Linked DNA regions of Homo sapiens: region 2 is linked to region 1. Evidence: chromatin loops called from intact Hi-C (ENCODE). Cell type or tissue: PC-9. All regions are shown on one strand. Links, peaks and the distances in the headings refer to the core of each region. The heading gives the core; the rest is flanking DNA. Region 1 has its middle 380 kb from the start of FAM239C. Region 2 has its middle 550 kb from the start of FAM239C.

Region 1 (8,340 bases), core at 325-8,324:
CCGAAAGAGGCACCAATGAAAACAAAAATGTAACTCTGTCTCATTATTTGCAACTACTTCTCTCCTACAGGAGCTGCGTCCTATTTATTTTACATCCTCCGTATGTAGCATCACACCTGGCAATTCATGCATTTTTAAAGAAAAAAAAAAGAATCCTGAAATATAGTACAATAGGTAGGCACATTGTGGTTGGGTATTTGAAACAAAAATCAATACCTGGATTTTTATCTCATAGTACAATCTATTATGGAAACCTTTTTGAAATATAAAATGCTTATATTTGAAAATGAACTCCTCTGCTATACAAAGACTTCCGTTTATACTCTATTTGAAGGTGGTTACGATCTGAGCACTTCCTGGGCAACCAACTTTTCATTTAAAAAGGGAGTTCTGAGTACCCACAGAACTCTAAACATCAGTGGTTCCATTTCTCTGCAATTTAGGGAATGCCAAATAGAAATAGCTAGGTCAATAAATTTTTTATTGTGGCTGATTACTGATGAGAACTTTCAGCACCCTATTTAGAATTTTCAAGTTTTTGCATTAAAAAATACTGGTGGAACCCAGTGTTCAATGTCCCTTCTACCCACACATATGCATCCTGTGTCAGTGAACTTTGAGGTGGTCTATGCATCCTTTATTGTGGCTGGTGATTAATGAGTACTTTCAGCACCCTATTTTAGAGTTTCTGTGAACTTTATATTTTTTGCATTTAAAAACATGCTGGTGGAACCCAGTGGTCAATGTCCCTTCTACCCACACGTAGACATCCTGTGTCAATGAACTTCGAGGTGCTCTATACATTCTTTATTGTGGCTGGTTACTAAAGAGCACTTTCTGCACCCTATTTTAGAATTCATATTCTCTAGTTTTTGCATTTAAAAATATGCGGGTAGAACCCAGTGTTCAACGTCCCTTCTACCCACACATAGACATCTTGTGTCAGTTAACTTTGAGGTGCTCTATACATTCGTTATTGTGGCTGGTAATTAATGAGTACTTTCAGCACCCTATTTTAGAATTTGTGTGTACTTTCCAGTTTTTGCATTTAAAAACATGCTGGTGGAACTCACTGGTCAATATTCCTTTTACCCATATATAGACATCCTGTGTCAGTGAACTTCAAAGCTGCTGATTAGTTTTTTCCTCCATAATATTTGACCTCCATAACTGCTACTGAAACCCCAATTTTCCAACTTCCTTGACTAATTGAAGAATAAAGTATTATGAGAATTTTGAAGCTGACATTTCTATAAGGCTAAATTTATGTTGCTGTGCCCTTTAGGGAATGCTTTGGAAGAAAATTCCAGCATGGGATCATAGGATTCAAGGACTAAGGGTAATAATTATGCCTTCCTCGAACTTTTGCTAAACTCAGATCCATCTCTATGCATCACTTACATTAAATCAAGTTTAGCCTAAAGCTGCCTCCTTATGTATTTTAAGTTCAGCCTAAAGACTTCTCTGTACATCTTGAACTATAACATCTAAAGAAAGTTGTAAGCAGACTGTAGCCTACTCTTGTGCCAATCACTGAGTTTTGGCCAATCAAAGGCGGCCAACTGTTCAAATTGTGTTCAAATAAGACAGACACCGAGTTGTAACCAATCCGGCTGTTTCTGTACCTCACTTCCATTTCTGTACAACACTTTCCTTTGTTCTGTCCATAATTCTTCTACCACGTGGCTGCACTGGAGTCTCCAAGCCTACTCTGGCTCAGCAACAGCAATTAAACTCTGTTCGATTTAATCCAGCTAAGGTTTTTCTTTTAACACTTGATATACACTAATATTGATTACTGAGTGAGCATCCTATGTATTTCATCAGAGAATATTCCCAATCATTTCTGTCTAACAGGAGCATACTAACCATCTCTGTCTATTCCCTAATATATCTCATTTTTGTAAAAACAACAAACAAGCAGAAATGCTTTAATATTTCTCATAGCAAATATTGTATTAAAAAGAAATTATATCAAGATTATGAACAAATTACGACAATGATGAGATGTTCTCTTCATCAGCATGACACCCTTTAAAATTCATTGGCAAGACTGGCTGTAATAGTTGTAGAGCCTTGTATACCCAATGGTATGCAGAGTAGTATAATGGTCATTGGAGACTCATGGTGGAGGATGGGAGCCAAAAGGGATAAAAAACTACATGTTGGGTACAATGCACACTACTTGAGTGACAGGTGCACTAAAATCTCAGACTTCAGTGCTATACAATTCATCCATGTAACCAAAACCCACTTGTGCCCCAAAAGCTCTTAAATTTTTTTTTAAATTAAAAATATTTACCTTGAGTGTTGTACTAATCAGTTCAAACTGCTATAACAGAATACCATAGACTGGTTGACTTAAACAACAGAAATTTATTTTCTCAAGGTTTACAAAGCTGAAATGCCCACAATCAGGGTGTCCATTGATTTGCTTCCTGGTGAGGAATATCTTCCTGACTTGCAGATGGCTGACTTCTTGCTGTATTTTCCCACGGCAAAGGAAGAGAGAGAAAGAGAGGGTGGGTGGGAAAGACAGAGACAGAGAGAAGAGAGAGACAGAGACACAGAGAGAAGAGAGAAAGACAGGGAGACAGAGAGGAGAGAGAGACAGAGACAAAGATAACAGAGAGAGATAGAGAGAGAAGAGAGAGGAGAGAAAGGAGAGCGACAGAAACACAGACAGAAGAGAGAGGGCCGGGCGCGGTGGCTCACGCCTGTAATCCCAACACTTTGGGAGGCCGAGGCTGGCGGATCATGAGGTCAGGAGATCGAGACCACGGTGAAACCCTGTCTCTACTGAAAATACAAAAAAAAAAAAAAAAAAAATTAGCCAGGCGTGGTGGCTGGCGCCTGTAGTCCAAGCTACTAGGGAGGCTGAGGCAGGAAAATGGCATGAACCCAGGAGGCGGAGCTTGCCGTGAGCCGAGATTGCGCCACTGCACTCCAGCCTGGGCGACAGAGCGAGACGCCGTATGAAAAAAAAAAAAAAAACAGAGAGAAGAGAGAGACAGGGAGACAGAGAAGAGAGACAGAGACAAAGATAACAGAGAGACAGACAGAGAGAGAAGAGAGACAGAGACACAGAAGAGACAGATAGGGAGACAGAGAAGAGAGACAGAGACAAAGATAACACAGAGACAGAGAAGAGAGAGGAGAGAGAGAAGAGAAACAGAGACACAGAGAGAAGAGAGAGAGACAGGGAGACATAGAAAAGAGAGACAGAGAGAAAGAAAACAGAGAGAGACAGAGAGAAGAGAGAGGAGAGAGAAGAGAGAGACAGAGAAAAGAGCGAGAGAAGAGAGAGAGAAGAGAGAGGAGAGAGAGAAGAGAAAGAGAGAAGACAGAGAGGAGAGAAAGAGACAGAGGAGAGAGAGGAGACAGAGGAGAGAGAGAAGAGAGAGGAGAGAGAAGAGAGAGAGAAAAAGACAGAAAGAAGAGAGAGAGAGAAGAGAGGGAATGGAGAGAGAAAGAGGAGAGAGGAGATAGAGAGAATGCTCATATGTTTATTCCTCTTCTTATAAGGACATATCCCATCATGGGGGCCCCATCCTCGTGACCTCATGCAAACTTAATCACCTTCCAAAGGTTCCACTTCCAAACAGCATCCTATCAAGGGTTAGAGTTTCAACATAGGAATTTGGGGTTGGGGGAGCACAAACATTCAGTCTATAACGCGAGTTCAGGTGGGAATCACAGTACTTTTCAAAAGAGAGAAGCAAGATAATAACGATCATTGGATAAAACAAGATCGTTAACAGAACAAATGGCTTAGAAAAGAAAGTCCCAAGCCCTGTGTCCCTCTCCGTGATTCAGGAGCTATGTGTACTCCCAGTGGATTAACACACAGCAGAATCTCTGGTCAGTTTCTCTTCAGAAAAGGAAGAAATTGTGTTTTTTTCCTTACGTTTCTCTGAGAGGAACATAGAATTGTAGACACTCAGGTTGAGGTGAGCATGCAATGGGCACATCCCTCCTGCTATAAATCTCTTCTTGGCATCTCCCCAGCCCCCCAGCACAAGCTGATGTTCCTACCTCAGAAAATGTTCGCACACAAGACAACGCACACCTTCATTTAGGCAGCCACGTGCCTGGGGCAGGAACTTGTCGCTCTCTGAGAAGCAAAAAAGGGGTTGGGGCCATAGAATTGTGGACCAAACTATCTGAGATAGGTCTCAATCAATTTAGAAAGTTAATTTTGCCCAGGTTAAGGACACACCCAAGACCCAGCCTCAGGAGGTCCTGTCTACATGTGCCCAGGGTGACTGGGACACTGCTTGGTTTTATGCATTTTAGAGAGACATGAGACATGAATCAATATGTGTAAGATATACATTGTTTCAGTCCAGAAAGACGGGACCACTCAAAGTGGGGGCAGGAAATGGGGGCCTTCCAGGTCATGGGTAGATAACAGACAAAAGGTTGCATTCTTTTGAGTCTTTGCTCAGCCTTTCACTGAATATAAAATTTACATATGAGAGTGGAATAGAGCAATAGTCACTTATACTATAGACTGGCTCAGTGACTCTGCATTTTTGCGTAAACAATTGGGCAGGGGAAGCAACCAGATATGCATTTTTCTCAGGTGAGCAGAAAGATGACCTGTCCTGCACCTATGAAGATAAGCTATCCGCTTACATTGCTAGGGTGAAATTCAAAAGAACTCTGTTTTTAGGGTAAACATCTTGAGGTCCACAAGGAATTTCTTTGTGAGCAAACTGTGAGGGAGGTATGTAACTTTTTTTTTTTTTTTTAATCTTTGTAGCTTTCTTACTTAGGAATAAAATGGGAGACAGGTTTGCCTGATGCAGTTCCCAGACTGACTTTTCCCTTTGGCTTAGTGATTTGGGAGTCCCAAATCACTATTTTATTTTTATTTATTTATTTTTATAATTTTTATTTTTTATTTTTTAAATTTATTTTTCCTACACAGAAGTCTTTGTCAAAGCTGCGTTTATTGGTGGAAGAAATGAATTTTTGAGGTGTCTCTTTGTTTTGCAAAGTGATGACAGGGAAACAAAGATCAACCAAAGCACTTTTGAAAAATTTGGCAACCCCACTTCTAAGAATGAGGCCAGGTTGGGCTGAGAACCCTCATTCCAGGGAAACTAGTGGGTGACCGAGTTGAGTGGCTATAATCACTTCAGTCCAGGAAAAGCAGTCAATGAGAGAGATGTTCTGCCATGATCACCTCTATCCAGGGAAACTAATCCATGGTGGAGATGGTGGTCCCTGATCACTTCAGCCCTGGAAAAGCAGTCCATAATCACTAAGGCAGGCTGTGCTTGCTTCGGCCCAGGGGACACAATGATGAGGGACCTAGAATGTTTATTCCTAGTTGATGATAAGTGCACATAGTTACTTGAGTTACTCATTTTCAGAAAGGTTTATGCCTGCTTAGAAAAAATTCTCATGTTTAAGAAAACGTGTAGGATCAGTAGTATGTGAGTGGGCTTTCTGTTGTTGGATCTCTATAATTTTGAACTTTTGCATTCAATCAGGGAGGGTTACTGTAGGCCAAACCTCCAGTGAAGGCTGGTTCTGTGTTTTTCCATGGTATTGATTGTGATCTTATTTTTCTTGCTATTTAGAAGAATTTATTCTCTGGGGTTAATTGAGGATCTGCTGACATTCCTCGTTCATTCTTGTCACGAAAATTGTTTGATAACCATAGTTTTTTATGATATTTTAAATCCGAGACTTTGTATTTAGCTGTATGCAGAGAAAACTTTTTTTTAAATTTTTAAAGAGAAACTTGTTAATGCCCTGTTTTTATATTTACTGCAATCTCCTTTAAATGGACTACAAGCACAGGTGCAACTTTTTGTGTTTTTTTTTTTTAAGAGATGGGGTCTCACTCTGTTGCCCAGGCTGGAGTGCAGTGGTGTGATCATAGCTCACTGCAGCCTCAATCTCCTGGGTTCAAGTGAGTCTCCCTTCTTGACCTCCTGAGTCACTGAGATTATGGAATTGAGACACTGTTCGGCACACAGGTGTGATTTTTAAGGAATTCTCACCCACTTGCTCAAGACATGCTATCAGGATCTAGATGTCGTCTAGATAATGGTATTCTTCTGGAATCATGGTTGCAGTTGCACAGGCATTCTCAGGGGCTTGCTTCTGTGTTCATAATCAGAGGCACGGGACATAATAGAGGATCCAATTTAGAATGGCTCAGCTTTAAGCAGTAATGGAAAAATTTATGGGTGACAGGAAGAGCAACAAAGGGTCAGTTTGCTATTGGAATACTTACTTCCAGTTGGGTAAGTGAAAAGGAAAGAAAAAAGGAAAAAAATCGAATCATTTCTGTTGAAAAAATTCGAAGCATTTCTTTGAAAAGAAATGTTAGAAATTTAAATTCTAAGATATCTGTTTCTTATTTGGTTTAGATATGAACCACTCTCTAAACACAGCCCAAAATGAAATAACAAAAACAACAATGGCAGCTACACCAGTAACAACTTCTACTGGGCTCTGAGCCACCCACCCCAGACCCCATCTCTTACATAAATAGGAAGATATTTTTGCATATAATTTTCCTCAATTAAACATAATATTTCCTGGAAGTTTCCAAAGAGAGCTTTGGCAGCATAAGCTGGACAGCGATTAGGAATCCTCCAGTGATCCATGAAAATGTCTTTGAGGACTATGTGTGGTCATGGATTAACCTGCAGGAATAGCTTGCTTGCACGTCAGAATGTAAATTCTAACTTTCCACCCACTAACAAGCCTGTTTCCTTCCAACAGGAGCATGTCGCAGGGTTTTCCTACTACTAAGTACCATCTTTAATAAAAGAAATCCCTTCTCATTATCAGAAACCACCAGTTTCCCTCAGTTGTCTTGTTTACCTGCTGAACAACCCCAGAAGACATGCCTAAAGCACGTACTTGGCACTGAATAAATATATGTTGGGCAAATGAGATGCATTTCTCTATGAGACAACTAATCCAGAAAATATATTTTTTTCCTGTTGCAGAAGTCTTCATTAAATCACCTAGAAAGTTTCTTACTACCTATGTTCATTTTAGCTCAAAAATTTCAAGGTATGTTTTCTTCCTAAATAGGCTTTCCTATAGGACAGTGCTTCTAAACGTGTGTTTGGTATGTAGAACCCAGGGTGTCATGGAGACCCACTCAGGGAAACAGGCAGGCCAGAAGTATTTTCATAATAATATGAAGACATTATTTTCCTTTCTCACTGGGTTGACATTTACCTTATGCTGCAAAAGCTAGTGACTTAGCATGGATGAAGGCAGTGGTACTAAGCCTTATTGGTTTGTTATTTCATTCTTTCTGACTGGCACTAACAGTAGAACAAACAAACAAAAAAGAAAGAAAACAAAATTTACCTAAGGAAGTCCTTTATGAAACAAATTCATTCACTTATTACATATATATTGACCAACCCCTGAGTACACATCTTTTTACGGTGGAACATGGGTTTTACTAGAATAGGGGAATGATAAACTATGTTTCTTCTGACTTCCAGTCTAGGGCAGACATTTCTTCCAAAATGAATGAAGTGAATTAGTCATTTCATGGAAAACAACTAACAGCATTTGTTGACAGTGATGCATTTGGACTTGCAAAAGAACCATAGAATTTTGGGAAACTTGCATCCAATACTATAAGCTAGACAATTTTCCAATACATAAGGTGTTTCATAAAGAATACATCGGTGGTGACTAACATGTGATTTTTTAAATATTGCATAATAAAAATTTGTCAAAATCTGTAAGATCAGCAAAACTTAGGGAAGCGATATTTTCCAAGTGCATATTGTATGATGCTACACAATCATGCATGGTTAAAAGAGCCCCTCAAAAATGCAATAGATAATTAATGTAGTTAATTATTGATATTAATCTAACAAAATAAGAAAATTTCATTGATAATGATTTCAGATTCCATATGGCAATCTAAAATTTCTTTAAAAAACTGCCATTCCTTGGGTTTTGGTGTAGTATCAAACCCCAGCTACCTGCAAACACTATTAGAATATTTCTCCCTTTTCCAATTACCATCTGTGAAAGGCCAGATTTTCTACATATATCAGACAAAACAATATATTGCAGGCCAGGCGCAGTGGCTCATGCCTGCAATCCCAGCACTTTGGGAGGCCAAGGTGGGTGGATCGCTTAAGCTGAGGAGTTTGAGACCAGTCTGGGTGAAACCTCATCTCTAAAAAAAATAACCCATCTCTAAAAAAAAAAAAAAAAAAAAAAAATAGCTTGGTGTGGTGGCATGCGCCTATAGTTCCAGCTACTTGGAAGGCTGAGGTGGGAGGATCACTTGAGCCTGGGAGGATCATTTGAGCCCAGGAGGTAGAGGCTGCAGTG
Region 2 (8,340 bases), core at 316-8,315, 170 kb after region 1:
AAAAGGCCGGGCACGGTGGCTCACACCTCTAATCCCAACACTTTGGGAGGCCAAGGCGGGCAGGTCACTTGAGGCCAGGAATTCAAGAGCAGCCTGGACAACATGGTGAAACTCCGTCTCTACTAAAAATACAAAAATTAGCCAGGCATGGTGGTGCATGCCTGTAATCCCAGCTACTTGGGAGGCTGAGGCAGGAGAATTGCTTGAACGCAGGAGGTGAAGGTTGCAGTGAGCCAAGATCGCACCACTGCACTCCAGCCTGGGCAACAGAGCAAGACTCTGTCTCCAGATGAATAAATAAAGAAGGAAATAGGGCTTTGGTGTCCTAAGAAAAAGAACAAATAATTAAATAAAGGTGTTAATATGATGAGAAAGGGTTACTAATGTAAAACTAAAGACATCTACAGAAAGTATATAAACGCTCCTTTTTTCTCTATGTTTCAGTTACATTTTTTTCTCTAACAATAATTTGAAGTCATAGAGTGGATTCAAGATAACCTGAATTTTTGTGCCTTGTCCAACTCTAAACCTTGGGAGACTTTTACCAAGCTATTTAATGCTTTTCTAGGTTTCAATGACATCGCTGAAAAGAGAGTGAATGATAATTGTTCAACCTATTTCACAGAGAGTTGTTGGGAAGGTCAAAAATGAGCATTTCATTATAGGTATTTTATAAACTATAAACTAGCATGAAATGGAAAATGTTCACAGTTAACAGCATAAAATTCAACCCAGAGGACAAAGAGTTTAAAAATTGAAGAATGAAATTTCTGGGAGAAAATGTGTCCCTGACATAAAGGTGACATATTCTCAGGACTCAAACATGTTCAGGGGTGGGAAGAACAGTTGCTGATGCCAAGAACATTTTACCCTCATGACAAGCTCGGGACCTCCTCAGAACTATCCACAGCATTGGTCTTCCCTGCGTGTGTCAGCTCTGCTAAAAGCAGGAGAGAGTGTCGGCTCTAGTAAAAACAGAGCTATGGTGCGAGGCTTATGAAACCTCTTGCCTGGAAGCCACTCCACCAAGCATGTCCAATCTTTTGGCTTCCCTGGGCCACGTTGGAAGAAAAACTGGGGCCACACATAAAATACACTAACACTCATGATAGCTGCTGAGTTTTGTTAAAAATGCAAAAACATCTCATAATGTTTCGAGAAAGTTTGCAAATCCGTGTTGGGCCATATTCAAAGCTGTCCTGGGCTGCATGCAGACCGCAGGCCATGGGTTGGACAAGCTTGACCTACACCATTCCATATTCTTAAGGCAGAAGAAAACTCAACTGCCAGTGATGACCAAATATAATGAGGAAGAACGTAGGCTTTTATCTGTTGAATTCTGTTCCCCCCAAAAAGATATGTTGGCATCTTAACCCCTTGGACCCCAGAATGTACCCTTTCTTAGAGACAGGGTCCTTGCAGACATAAATAGTTAAGATGAAGTCATACTGAAGTAGGGTGAGACCTCAATCCAATATGAGTGGTATCCTAAGAAAATGTGGCATGTATACACCATGGAATACTACTCATCCATGAAAAGGACTGAACTAATGGCATTCACAGCAACCTGGAAGGAGTTGGAGACCATTATTCTAAGTGAAGTAACTCAGGAATGGAAAACCAAACATCCTATGTTTTCACTCACAAGTGGGAGCTAAGCTATGAGAATGCAAAGGCATAAGAATGACACAATGGACTTTGGGGACTCGGGGAAAGGGTGGGAGGGGAGTGAGGGATAAAAGACCACATATTGGATACAGTGGACACTGCTCAGGTGATAGATGCACCAAAATCTCAGAAATCACCACTGAAGAACTTACTCATGTGACTAAACACCACCTGTTCCCCAAGATGAGTGGTATCCTTATAACAAGAGAAGAGACAAAGAGACAGACACATACAAAAAGAAGATCATGTGAAGACAGAGGCAGAGATTGGAGTGACACAGCCACAAGCAAAGAAACTCCAAAGATTGCTGGCCACCTACAGAAGCTAAGAGAGAGGCAATGAAACAGATCATCCCCTAGAGCCGTCAGAGAAAGCATGACCCTGTCCACACCTTGATTCCGGAATTCTGACCTGAGAACTGTGAGAGGATACATGCCTGCTGTTTTAAATCACCTGGTATGTGGTATTTCTTAGTTCAGCTCTGAGAACAAATATGAGATATTCACTTTTTATTGTAGGTTACTCGGAGATACAGTAACTAATTCTCATCTAGAAATCGCAGGTCTGTATTGCGAGAAAGAGAGACTGCACTTTCCGCAAAAGGTAGTCATGACTCCATGAGCACCTTGCAGCAGCACCTGGTCCAGATGAAATTCCCATTCGGTCTTGGCTCCTTTGAAGATATTGATGACATTATGGTAAGTAAAGGACGCCAGACACAACACAACAAATATTATGATTCCACTGCTATGCAATATCTAGAATGGGCAAATTCACACAGACAGAAAGTAGAATGGTGGTTACCAGAAGCTGGTGCAGTGGAGGGTGAGAAATGAGAACTTATTGTTTGCACTCTTATGAGTGCAAAGATTCAGCTTTGCAAGGTGAAAAGAGTTCTGGGGATAGATAGTGGTGATGGTTGCACAATATGAATGTACTGTAGTTAATACCACCAAACTCTCAAAAATGGCTAAAGTGGGCTGGGCGTAGTGGCTCAAGCCTGTAATCCCAGGACTTTGGGAGGCCGAGGCGAGTCGGATCACTGGAGGCCAGGAATTCGAGACCAGCCTGAACAACATGGTGAAACCGCATCTCTGCTAAATATAGAAAAATTAGCCAGGCGTGGTGGTGCATGCCTGTAATTCCAGTTACTTGGGAGGCTGAGAATGACAATTGCTTAATCCTGGGAGGCAGAGGCTGCAGTGAGCCAAGATTGCGCCACTGCACTCCAGCCTGGGTGAGAGAGTGAGACTCTGTCTCAAAAAAGAAAAAAAGAAAAGAAAAGAAACCACCACCACCACCACCAACAACAACAACAACAAAATGCTAAAATGGTAAATTTTATTTTAGGTATATTTTACCATAATTAAAAAGTACTATGTTATTTTAAAAATTAAGGCTAACTTGGAAAAGTAAAGATTATAGTCTCTTGATCTGTAGTAACAGTGTCTTGAAAGGCATTCTTGGGGACTCTGGAGCCAGGCACCTTCCTCTTTGCTTTTTTGAGACAGGGTCTTACCCCTATCACCCAGGCTCTACCACAGCTCACTGCAACCTTGACTTCGTAGGCTTAGATGATTCTCCTACCTCAGCAACTCCATCTTAAATAGGGGCTGGGTAAAATGCAGCTAAGACCTGCTGGGCTGCATTCCCTGAAGGTCTGGCATTCTTAATCACAGGATGAGATAGGAGGTCAGCTCAAGATACAGGTCACAAAGACCTTGCTGATAAAACAGGATGCGGTAAAGAAGCAGGCCAAAACCAAGATGGCCACGAAAGTGACCTCTGGCCATCCTCACTGCTCATATAGGCTAATTATCCTGCGTTAGCATGCTAAAAGACACTTGCACCAGCGCTGTGACAGTTTACAAATGCCAGGGCAATGTCAGGAAGTTCCCCTATACTATATGGTGTAAAAAGGGAAGGAACTCTCAGTTCCTGGAACTGCCTACCCCTTTCCTGGAAAACTCATGAATAATCCACCCCTCATTGAGCATATAATCAGGAAATAACCATAAGTGTATCCAGTTGAGCAGCCCACACCACTGCTCTGCCTATGGAGTAGCAATTCTTTATTCCTTTACTTTCTTAATAAACTTGCTTTCACTTTACTCTATGGACTCACCTGGAATTCTTTCTTGTGTGAAGTCCAAAACCCCTCTCTTGGGGTCTGGATTGGGACCCCTTTCTTGTAACAAAATCATCTCATCCAAAGCTTGTAGGTTAGGGGCTTTTCAAAGACAGTTTAAGGGAAGGGGTCGGGGTAGCAGGTAACAGGTGCTTGCTGCCGATTGATTAAGGCAATGATGAAATCTTAGGGGGTTGAAGCTGTCCTCCTGAAGGCTGAATTGCTTCTGGGTGGGGCCACAGGAGGGGGGGTTGCTGGGTCCAGGTGGAGCCATGGGTATCAGACATGCAAAAAGACTGAAAAGTTATCTCAAAAGGCCAATCTTAGGTTCCACAATAGTGATGTTATTTACAAGAGTACTTGGGGAAGTTGCACATCTTATAACCTCTGGAATAACAGCTGGCAATCCTTCATGTCTGTGCCTTAGCAGGAATCAGGCTGTCCTCCTCCCTGCAGCCCGATGGCCTCCCATCAGCTTTACAACTGTGGTTGGGTTTCTGGGCAAGGCCTATTATCATTTAAACTGTAGCCTAAATGTCTTCCCAAGTTCGCTTGGCCCAATAGCGCAGGAATAATTAAGAGAAAGGCAAGATGAGGGGTGGGTTAGCTCAGCTTACTGTTATAATTTTTATCACTGATGATTGAATTTTTGCAAACTCGATTTTTCTCACTGATAGAATTTTTGCAAACACACACTTGCCAACTCACATATACTCACATGAACACACTGACACACAAACATGCTCACACACACCTGCACACAAACACACCATGCACAGAGTATTTTGCTACAACTTATTTTGCTCTTAGACTGATTCGTTTTTTCCTGCTTTAGGGAAAGACTGCTTTTAAAGCTGACCGTGAAATACAAGGGAATGTGCTCCTCCCTGAATTTCTTTTCTCTTTCTAAAAATTAACTACATGTAAGCTTAATTTTACAATTCTAAAGAGAGAGACACATGTTTGAGAACCTAGTATAAACAAAACGTGGTACATAGAAACAAACAAACAAATAAAAATCCTAGTATGTATTTCAGCATGTGCTTTGAAATCCTTTGACAAAATTGCAGAATCCTTTTAGGGGCTGAAACATTGACGTAATTCACAAACCACTGCAGTAGCCGTCTCTAATTCTCTCACAATTACTGTTAACACACTGGGTGAATACAAATTAGCAGATGAGAAAGATACCATGAAAACGTTTAAATTAAACTTGGCCCTGGCGCTTCCTGTAGGGGATGCTCCTGCACTCCCTAGAATTACCAAGAAGATTCAAACAAAAATATGTGAAGAGTTGGGGAAATAGGATAGCATTTCTGCCCTTGGTGATTCAGGTGACAACAATTAGAAGCATGATTAAGGATGCTATCTAGATTTTTATGGCATATATCTATACAAGGCTTTGAAGTTAATAGTGTTTTAAAGGATATTCTCGGCTTTTCTGTTTTTGTTCCTGAAGCCTTTTTTTTTTTTTTTTTGTTAGGAAACCATAAGTTAAATATGGTATCACATTGATAATTATAATGTCGGCTTAATTTTAAATCGTCCCCACAGTTGCCTTCTGGCATGTATAGTTTTGTGTGCTAACAAACATTCTAGGCCACTAATAATGAACTAACTAGGTAAAAATGGAATTATTTCTTTAGAATTGGAAATAAAAGAAGGAAACGTAAAAATGCAGAATAAATAGGAAGGCTGTAAATTGAAATATAAATTTAGGATATGGAAGGGGAACAGGAACACTCAGTGCATTAATATGCATCTATGAATTTGAAAATTCTTCTCTAATGAGGTAAGCATTCTGTGAACTTACTTGATGGGGATAATTTTGCATCATTGACATGATCTCCTTTGTACTATTCAGTTCTTGCTTTCCAACTACCTAGAATTTTTTGAAATATTATAAATTTTATGGACCAAGGTATGCTGCCATTGCAATTCAATCTGAGATTTTTTTGCTTATTGTATTATAAGCATTGCTAAATCGTATTGTGTATGTATATATACAAGCACACATACAAAATACAATAAGCCAAATATATGTGTGTGTATATGTGTGTATATATAATATACATATATGATATAAATATATGCATATAGAGGTATACACATATTTGTCATATATTTACATATGTAAACTCATGAGTATATGCACAAGTAAATGATGCTTATATAATGTTACATAGTTCTTAGCTATGATAAAGGTAACTAGATGACAACTTTCTTTCTTTTCTTTTTCTTTTTTTTTTTTTTGAGACAGAATCTCGCTCTGCTGTCCAGGCTGGAGTGCAGTGGCACGATCTCTGCTCACTGCAACCTCTGCCTCCTGTGTTCAAGCGATTCTGCTGCCTCAGATTCCCGAGTAGCTGGGGCTAAAGGAGTGTGCCACCATGCCCAGCCAATTTTTTGTATTTTTGGTAGAGATGGGGTTTCACCATGTTAGCCAGGATGGTCTCGATCTCCTGACCTCGTGGTCTGACCGCCTCAGCCTCCCAAAGTGCTGGGATTACAGGCGTGAGCCACCGCGCCAGGTCCAACTTTCTTTTTTTATACCCAAAATTGCTTAGGTACTTTCACTACTGACAGACTAGAACCAAAAAATTATTTGCATTTCTACAATTCTTTATATGGAGTACCTGTCCACTCTAGGAAAAAATGGTGGGTTTTTCTTAACCAATAAAGAAACCATGAATATGACAGTACACTTGTTGAGCTGAGGTTGCATGCAGACATGGATATTTGACATTGGATGGAATTTGGGTTGAATCAAAATCTCAGTGAGATGTTGGAATATGCTATAGTTTGGAAGGAACCCTACCCAAGAGGTAATTGCCCGGCAAGGTGTCAGAGCCCTAACATTGGAAAGTGGTCAGCTCTCAGACAGTAGGGTAGGAAATACAATTTACAGACAACAGTATGGGTTTAAAAAAGAAAGTTTTATTGGATAGAAAGAATGCTGCAGAAGAGTGCAGTGGGTGCCTCAGCAAGAGAGGACTGAGCTCGCCGTGGTGGATTTTCCTTATCCGTATTTAAGGACCTTAAAGCAGGAGCTGAAGGGTAATTTGCACCATAGTAGCCATGTAGGTCATGATAAATGATGACATTTGTAGACATTTTGGTGCCTTAATGTCAGCAAGGGTTGCACAATGAGTTTTGACATGCATGCATTCTAGAGTAACCAGAAATTCTAGTTACTTATAATTTTGGGGGAAAAGAAGCCTGATACCCTATACCAGCTTTAGAGAATAGAGGAGTCTAATTATTTCTGAATTCCTCAGATAAGGAGTCTGGCCTCTGGATGGTCTGCTTGATGGCCACCAGGTGATCTTTGGTCTCCTCAGTAATAATTAAGCTAGTCATTTTAGGTAAGGTGCCCTGGGAAACAGTGTGGGGAGGAAACAGGGGGAAGTGAGGGATGTAGCTGGAGGAACACTAGCATAAAGGGAAGATGAAGATCTCGGCAAAGAAGAAATGATAGGTCAGAAAGAGCACAACACAGCAGCCTTACTTGGAGGCAGTAGACAAAAATTCTACTCTACAAAGTCATGGTTAGGGGAAAAGAAAGGGAAAAAAGAGTTGGGTTTGGCAATCTTACTTATATGCTTGCAAATTCAACGATGTTGACAGTTCCTATGTTATTTTCATTTGAACTAGCATTTCTCTAATTAATACAGAATGTGAACAACATTTTGGTATATTGTTTACTCCAAGCTTTCTAGTATTGCTTTGGCTACCCTATTTCATTTTTATTCCCTTATATTATTTTCTTTTTCCTGCTTATTTTTGGTTTAACTTGCTTTTCCTCTTCTGGTTTCTTGAAGTGAAAGCCAGGGCTCCTTGATTTAAAATCTTCATTCTCTTTTGATATAGTCATTCAGAGCCATAAATTTCTTAGTACAGGTTTAGTGTTATCCTGCAAATGTCATACATTGTGGTTCCATATTCATTTTGTTCAAATTACTTTCTGATTTCTGATTTTTTTTCTTTGACTCTTCCATTGATAATTTACAACTGTGCTATTCAGTTTCTAATATTTGGACATTTTCTGGACATGTTTTAATTATTGTTTGTAATTTAATGCTATTGTGGTCAGAGAACATACATTGTGTCATTTGGATTTTCTTCTAATTTTTTGAGATGTATGATATGGTGTGGCTCTGTATCCCCACCCAAATCTCACCTGGAATTGTAATCTCCACATGTCGAGGGAAGGACCTGGTGGGAGGTGATTGAATCATGGGGACGGTTTCCCAAATGCTGTTCCCATGATAGTGAGGCAGTTCTCATGAGATGTAATGGTTTAAAAGGGGCAGTTTCCCCTGCGCATACTGTCTCTCTCCTGCCACCTTGTGAAGAAGGTGTCCTGCTTCCCCTTCCGCCATGACTGTGAGTTTCCTGAGGCCTCCTCAGCCATGTGGAACTGTGAGTCAATTAAACTTCTTTCCTTATAAATCACCTAGTCTCAAGTATTCTTCATAGCGGTATGAAAATGGACTAATACAATGTATTTTCAGGTCTAGAATGTAGTCTATCCTGGTAGACAT

Evidence for each region. Peaks named below come from ENCODE experiments on the same cell type or tissue, not always from the same donor. Only the 100,000 strongest peaks of a DNase experiment are listed, where the experiment ranks them.
Region 2: it touches region 1 in a loop (5-fold over the local background); 1 of 110 quality-filtered maps calls a loop at or near these places.

Annotation. Positions count from the first base shown.
Region 1 is chrX:4,311,484-4,319,823 of GRCh38, forward strand. No RefSeq gene overlaps it. Among named protein-coding and RNA genes, the nearest start is that of FAM239C, 380 kb to the left of the region's middle. In PC-9, for the core only: no CTCF peak of the experiment used is centred there; a DNase peak (open chromatin) is centred at 4,618; H3K27ac peaks cover 2,738 bases.
Region 2 is chrX:4,481,129-4,489,468 of GRCh38, forward strand. No RefSeq gene overlaps it. Among named protein-coding and RNA genes, the nearest start is that of FAM239C, 550 kb to the left of the region's middle. In PC-9, for the core only: no CTCF peak of the experiment used is centred there; a DNase peak (open chromatin) is centred at 3,343.